Linked DNA regions of Homo sapiens: region 1 is linked to region 2. A link is a loop called in an ENCODE intact Hi-C map of the cell type or tissue named here. Cell type or tissue: mammary epithelial cell. All regions are shown on one strand.

What was found. Peaks named below come from ENCODE experiments on the same cell type or tissue, not always from the same donor. Only the 100,000 strongest peaks of a DNase experiment are listed, where the experiment ranks them.
Region 1: it touches region 2 in a loop (6-fold over the local background); 9 of 110 quality-filtered maps call a loop at or near these places.

What each region holds. Positions count from the first base shown.
Region 1 is chr15:45,386,380-45,388,879 of GRCh38, forward strand. It overlaps a transcript of GATM not described here. Among named protein-coding and RNA genes, the nearest start is that of GATM, 9.1 kb to the left of the region's middle. In mammary epithelial cell, no CTCF peak of the experiment used is centred here; no DNase peak of the experiment used is centred here.
Region 2 is chr15:45,121,057-45,123,556 of GRCh38, forward strand. It overlaps DUOXA1 (dual oxidase maturation factor 1), which reads right to left. Exons shown (of 9, transcript NM_001276266.2): 4 at 1,812-1,987; 5 at 1,129-1,186; 6 at 31-165. The coding sequence starts at 1,958. Among named protein-coding and RNA genes, the nearest start is that of DUOXA1, 7.6 kb to the right of the region's middle. In mammary epithelial cell, no CTCF peak of the experiment used is centred here; a DNase peak (open chromatin) is centred at 1,185.

The DNA of each region.
Region 1 (2,500 bases), 270 kb after region 2:
AAACCCTAATCGCTATTATTTTTAGAAGCAAAAGGCCCTGTGTCTGCTTAGAAACAACTCTTGTTGTCACAGATATTTTCCCTTGCAGCTCTGCCCTAAGAAAACTGTAGATACTGCTCTGGGAGAAAACCTCCCACAGCCACCTGGCTCCTCTCATGTCCATACACGCTGTGATCTGGCAGAACAGGGAGATTAGCGTGGGAAGACACTTCTGCCTATCTCTCTGTTGTGCACTTTGCCCAGTTCTCAGTCTGTGCTTGCTATTTCGCTCCTGTCTGTCTCGCTTGTTGCTGGTAGGGAATTTTCCAGAATTATCATTCCCAGCAAAAGGCACTTCTCTAGCTGGGCCCTGGGAATTGAAGAAGTAACATTAGCCAGTTTTCTGCATCCCTCTCGAATATTCTTACTTGTCTTGGGCAACATCCCAGGAGGAAGCACTCATCTCCTCCACTTATGGTCATTTAAGTGACAAAACGTCCTCCATAGTCACGTTCTCCCTGCTAAAGAAAGGTCTGTTCAAATAGAATTATTCAGAATTTGCAAGCTTAGAATCAAAGTAGGGTCCAATATTGAACTTTTGCTTAGGAACTCTAAATTACTGTTTACCATGCTATTCAGAATTTAAAAGCAAAACTGAATACGAAGACCATATAAGACTATATATTGCAAAGGCTAAACTAGAAATATTCAGCTATAAGATGGAAATGGAATGACCTGTGAGGCATGAGGTTTTTATGAAGGCTTGATTTAGTAATGACAGACTATGTCAGCCAACACACTGCCTTTTCTGGAAAGTTATGTTGTTCATGTGACAGCAATTAAATCATTTCAGGGGACAGATTTCAGACATTCCCAAGAGAATGCATCTGCAACTTGAGATACTTGTGCTTTTCTGGCACAATTCTGTAGCAACCAAATTTCTGACTCTGCAGCCAATTTAGCACTGGGAAAATCCAGTAATTCCCAGATATTTACAAACAGCCAATGAAGATAAATGTTTACTAGTATAGGACTAATCCCTCATTGACTCTGATTAGATCAAACAGTACTATTTCATGGTATTCCTGTTTTTTTTTTTTTATGTCCAAACCTTCTGTAACATCTCCAGAAGAATGAAGCAACTTCTTCCTGTGTACCACAGCACACCTTGTTAATACTTTTTTTAGAGCACTTATACATGGCTGTAACAGCTTGTTTACATATCTCTTTCGCCAGACCTCTGGAGAGCAAGGGCTACAGCTCCTGTTGTACTTAGCACAGTGATTATCACTTAATAAATGTTTGTGGAATCAATTGCCTAGTCAAAGTTTTATTTTTTCCCTTGGAATTTGTACCTCACTTTAAAACAATATTTACAATGTTTGAGAGAGGCATATTTACAGAATTTTAAAACTAAGAGGGATCTTATTTTATAGTTGGGATAACCTCATGGCCCAAGGCTAAATGATTCATCCAAATTCACCACACTCTGCTGAGATAAATTCTCAGTGCAATTCTTTTTTCAAGAGTTAAGTGAACTTTTGGAAAACAGACTTTGATTTTATACTCTGGGAATTCAAATCTGAAAACCTTAAACTTCCAAGTCTAGCAAAATGGTGCTATAGGTCTCAAGAAGGGCTTTAAGTGTGATTATATTAATTTTTAAAAAATTAAAGACAGAATCTTGCTATGTTGCCCAGGCTGGTCTTGAACTCCTGGGCTCAAGTGCTCCTCCTGCCTCAGTCAGCCCCCCAGAGTGCTGAGATTACAGGCGTGAGGTACTATACCAGACTGATTAAGTGTGGATATCTTAAGTAGGTATTCTGCACAAGTCAGCCTTCTAAACTTGTGGAAGTCTGTCTGTACTTTAATATGTTAAAATAATTTTCATGAGTTTGTGGGAAATTTTGTTTTCTATCTGTTTTTGGATTTACAGAAAAGTTACAAAGATAGTACAGAGTTCCTGTACACCCATCGCCCTGTTTTGGTTTACCCTGTTATTGTCTTCCACAGCTAAGATACATTTGCTAAAACTAAGCTACCAACACTGTAAATCATTATTAACTAAACTCCAGACTTTACTTGGATCTTACCAGTTTTTCCACTAACATTCTTTTTCTGTTCCAATATCCAATCCAGGATACCACACTATATTTCGTTGTAATGTCTTCTGTGATTGCCTCTGCTCTCTGACAGTATCTTAGTCTTTCTTTGGTTTTTCAGGACTTCGTCAGTTTTGAGGAAAACTAATCAGATATTTTGTAGTCTATGCTTTGAACTGGGTTTATGTATTTCTCATGATTGGACTGGCATTATGGAGTTCTGGAAAGAATACTACCGAGATGATGTGCCCTTTTCATCGTATCGTATCAGGTAGTATGTAATATTCTCATATCACTGATGGTATTAACCCTGTCATTTGCTTAAGGTAGTGTCTGCCGGGTTTTTCCTCTGTAAAGTTGGTTGGTGTTTTTTCCTTTTCATACTTTATTCTTTGGAATTGAGTCTCCGAGACCAACTC
Region 2 (2,500 bases):
CCCCCACCACAGGTAAGAGCCCTCCCTCACCTGTGAGTGTGATGTTGACTCCACCCAGCCCGACCTGCAGCCCAATATCAGCGCTGATCCACTCAGAACTGAAGGCCTTGTATGATGTGTTGGTGCTGACCTGGCCCACAGACCACTCAGAACTGAAATTCACAGCTGTGGTTGGGGAGTTGGACATATGGGAACTCAGAGATGACTGGGCATTACTAGGTTAGAGTCAGAAGGAGAAATACAAGGGGTCCATGTCTGTTTTGGTCATAACTGGATACCCGTTAACTAGCCAGGGTCTGGCTCATGGTAAGTCTGCCAACCACATGTGTGGGATTTCCCTTGGCCATATTCTGTTTACCTCTTCCCTCCCTTTCTCCCTGCTTTAGGGAGAGTCACTCAGGGAGCTGGGAAGGAAACATGAACCAAAACCATGCCAGGCAAGGCAAACGCAGATAGCTTCAACAAAAACTTTCTTTGAGACGGAGTCTTGCTCTGTCTCCCAGGCTGGAGTGCAGTGGCACCATCTTGGTTCACTGCAACCTCCGCCTCCCGGGTTCAAGCAATTCTCCTGCCTCGGCCTCCCGAGTAGCTGGGATTACAGGTGTCTGCCATCATGCCCAGCTAATTTTTTGTATTTTTAGTAGAGATGGGGTTTCCCCCATGTTGGTCAGGCTGATCTCGAACTCCTGATCTCAGGTGATCTACCCACCTCAGCCTCCCAAAGTGCTGGGATTCCAGGCATGAGCCACTGTGCCCGGCCTCACGGAGACTTTCATCTCTCCTATTTGCCTCATCACCAAACTAAAGCAAACAGCTGTTTCCCATTTCCTCCCTTCCTTTCTGGGGCCCTCTCCCCACAGACATTCATTTTGACCTCCTTTCCCCCGAATAAAAGTGTTAGGAAGGTTGAGGAGATGCATCCAGCTTGTTTTCCAGGGTGACACCTCTCCAGGCAAGGGTAAGAGTGGGGAGATAAGGCCATGGTGAGAGAAGCATATGGGCAGGGTCTGGAAGCCACCCTGAAGCAAGGGCCCACCGCTGTGGGGAAACAAGGAGAGGAGATGCAGGCTGCTGAGGGAGTTGAAGGGATGGAGGCAGCAGCCCAAGTCAGCTGCACTTCGCACTCACCCAGGATTGCAGCCCCGATGAATAAGCTGGTCACCACCCGAAGCAGCCAGAACAGCCTCTGAGTCACAAGGTAGGTGGGTTAAGTAAAGAGTGCCTTCCTTCCACATCTACCCTTCCTGTTTCCAGACTTGGGGGAGGGGCGGGAATTCTAAAGCTGAGATCACTTGGTCAATTGAAATCAGAGTGTCTGGCACATAATAAGTGCTTATGTATTTATGTATGCATTTATTTATTTATTAGAGACAGGATCTCACTCTCTTGCCCAGGCTGGAGGGCAGTGATGCGATCTTATATCACTGCAGCCACTCAAGTGATCCTCCCACCTCAGCCTCCCAAGTAGCTGCAACTACAGATGCACACCATGATGCCCAGCTATTTTTTTTTTTTAAGAGATGAGGTCTATACTATAAACCCAGGCTGGCCTCGAACTCCTGGGCTCAAGCAATCCTCCCACTTCAGCCTCCCAAAGTTCTGGGATTGCAGGCATGAGCCACCATGCCCCACCAGCGCTCAATAGTGAACTGCTGAATCAATGAATGGGGAGCTTTCTGCCTGGGGTCGTGGCTATCTTTTCTCCGCACTGGGGTCTCCTTCCTTAGCCTGGTTGTAGTCAGAGACTCTGAACCCCTCAGCCTGAGGCTGAGGTCTCTCTGGGCTGGGGTCTCCAGGACTGGGTTTCTCACCGTCTTTCCCCGAATGCCAGGCAGGATGACGATGAACGTGGCCAGTGCAGTCAGAAAGATCATGATGATGCTGGCCAAAGTGGTGTCCATCGGGAAGGTTGGCTTGGGGCCAGCATAGAAGGGGAATGTGTGTCCCAAAGTAGCCATCTTGGTGAGGTGGTGCAGGGGGGGCAATGCTGTACAACAACAATAGACATTTATTGCATGCCCTCAATGTACCTGGCACTGTTTTTAGTGCTGGAGATACAGCACAGAATGAGCCAGACTAGGTTCCTCTTCTCTGGAGCTCACATTTTGTGCATCATCAGACTCTGCTATTACCACCGTTCCACTGCCCCTCAGCCATCCATCTCCCCATCTTTTAGGTGACAGAATGAGGGTCTTTGCCATCAGTCTCTGTTGCCCCATTCTCCTCTCTTAACCTCCAGGTTCCATAAGTCAGTGCTACCACCACCCTGGGGGCTTCTCTGTTTCTTCTGGGACTGTCTCAAGAAATAAAATTCTCTTCTCTCTCCTTCAGGCCCCTAGCACAGATAGATCACAGAACATAAAAGGAGCTATATTATCAGGTGAAGGCATAAGGTGAAAGATGGTACAGATTACAAAAAGATTGGCTTTCTTCCTCAGTCCCCAAAGGAACAAAGGCCAGGCAGCTCTCTGCTAAGTATATAATCCAGCCACATCATCAG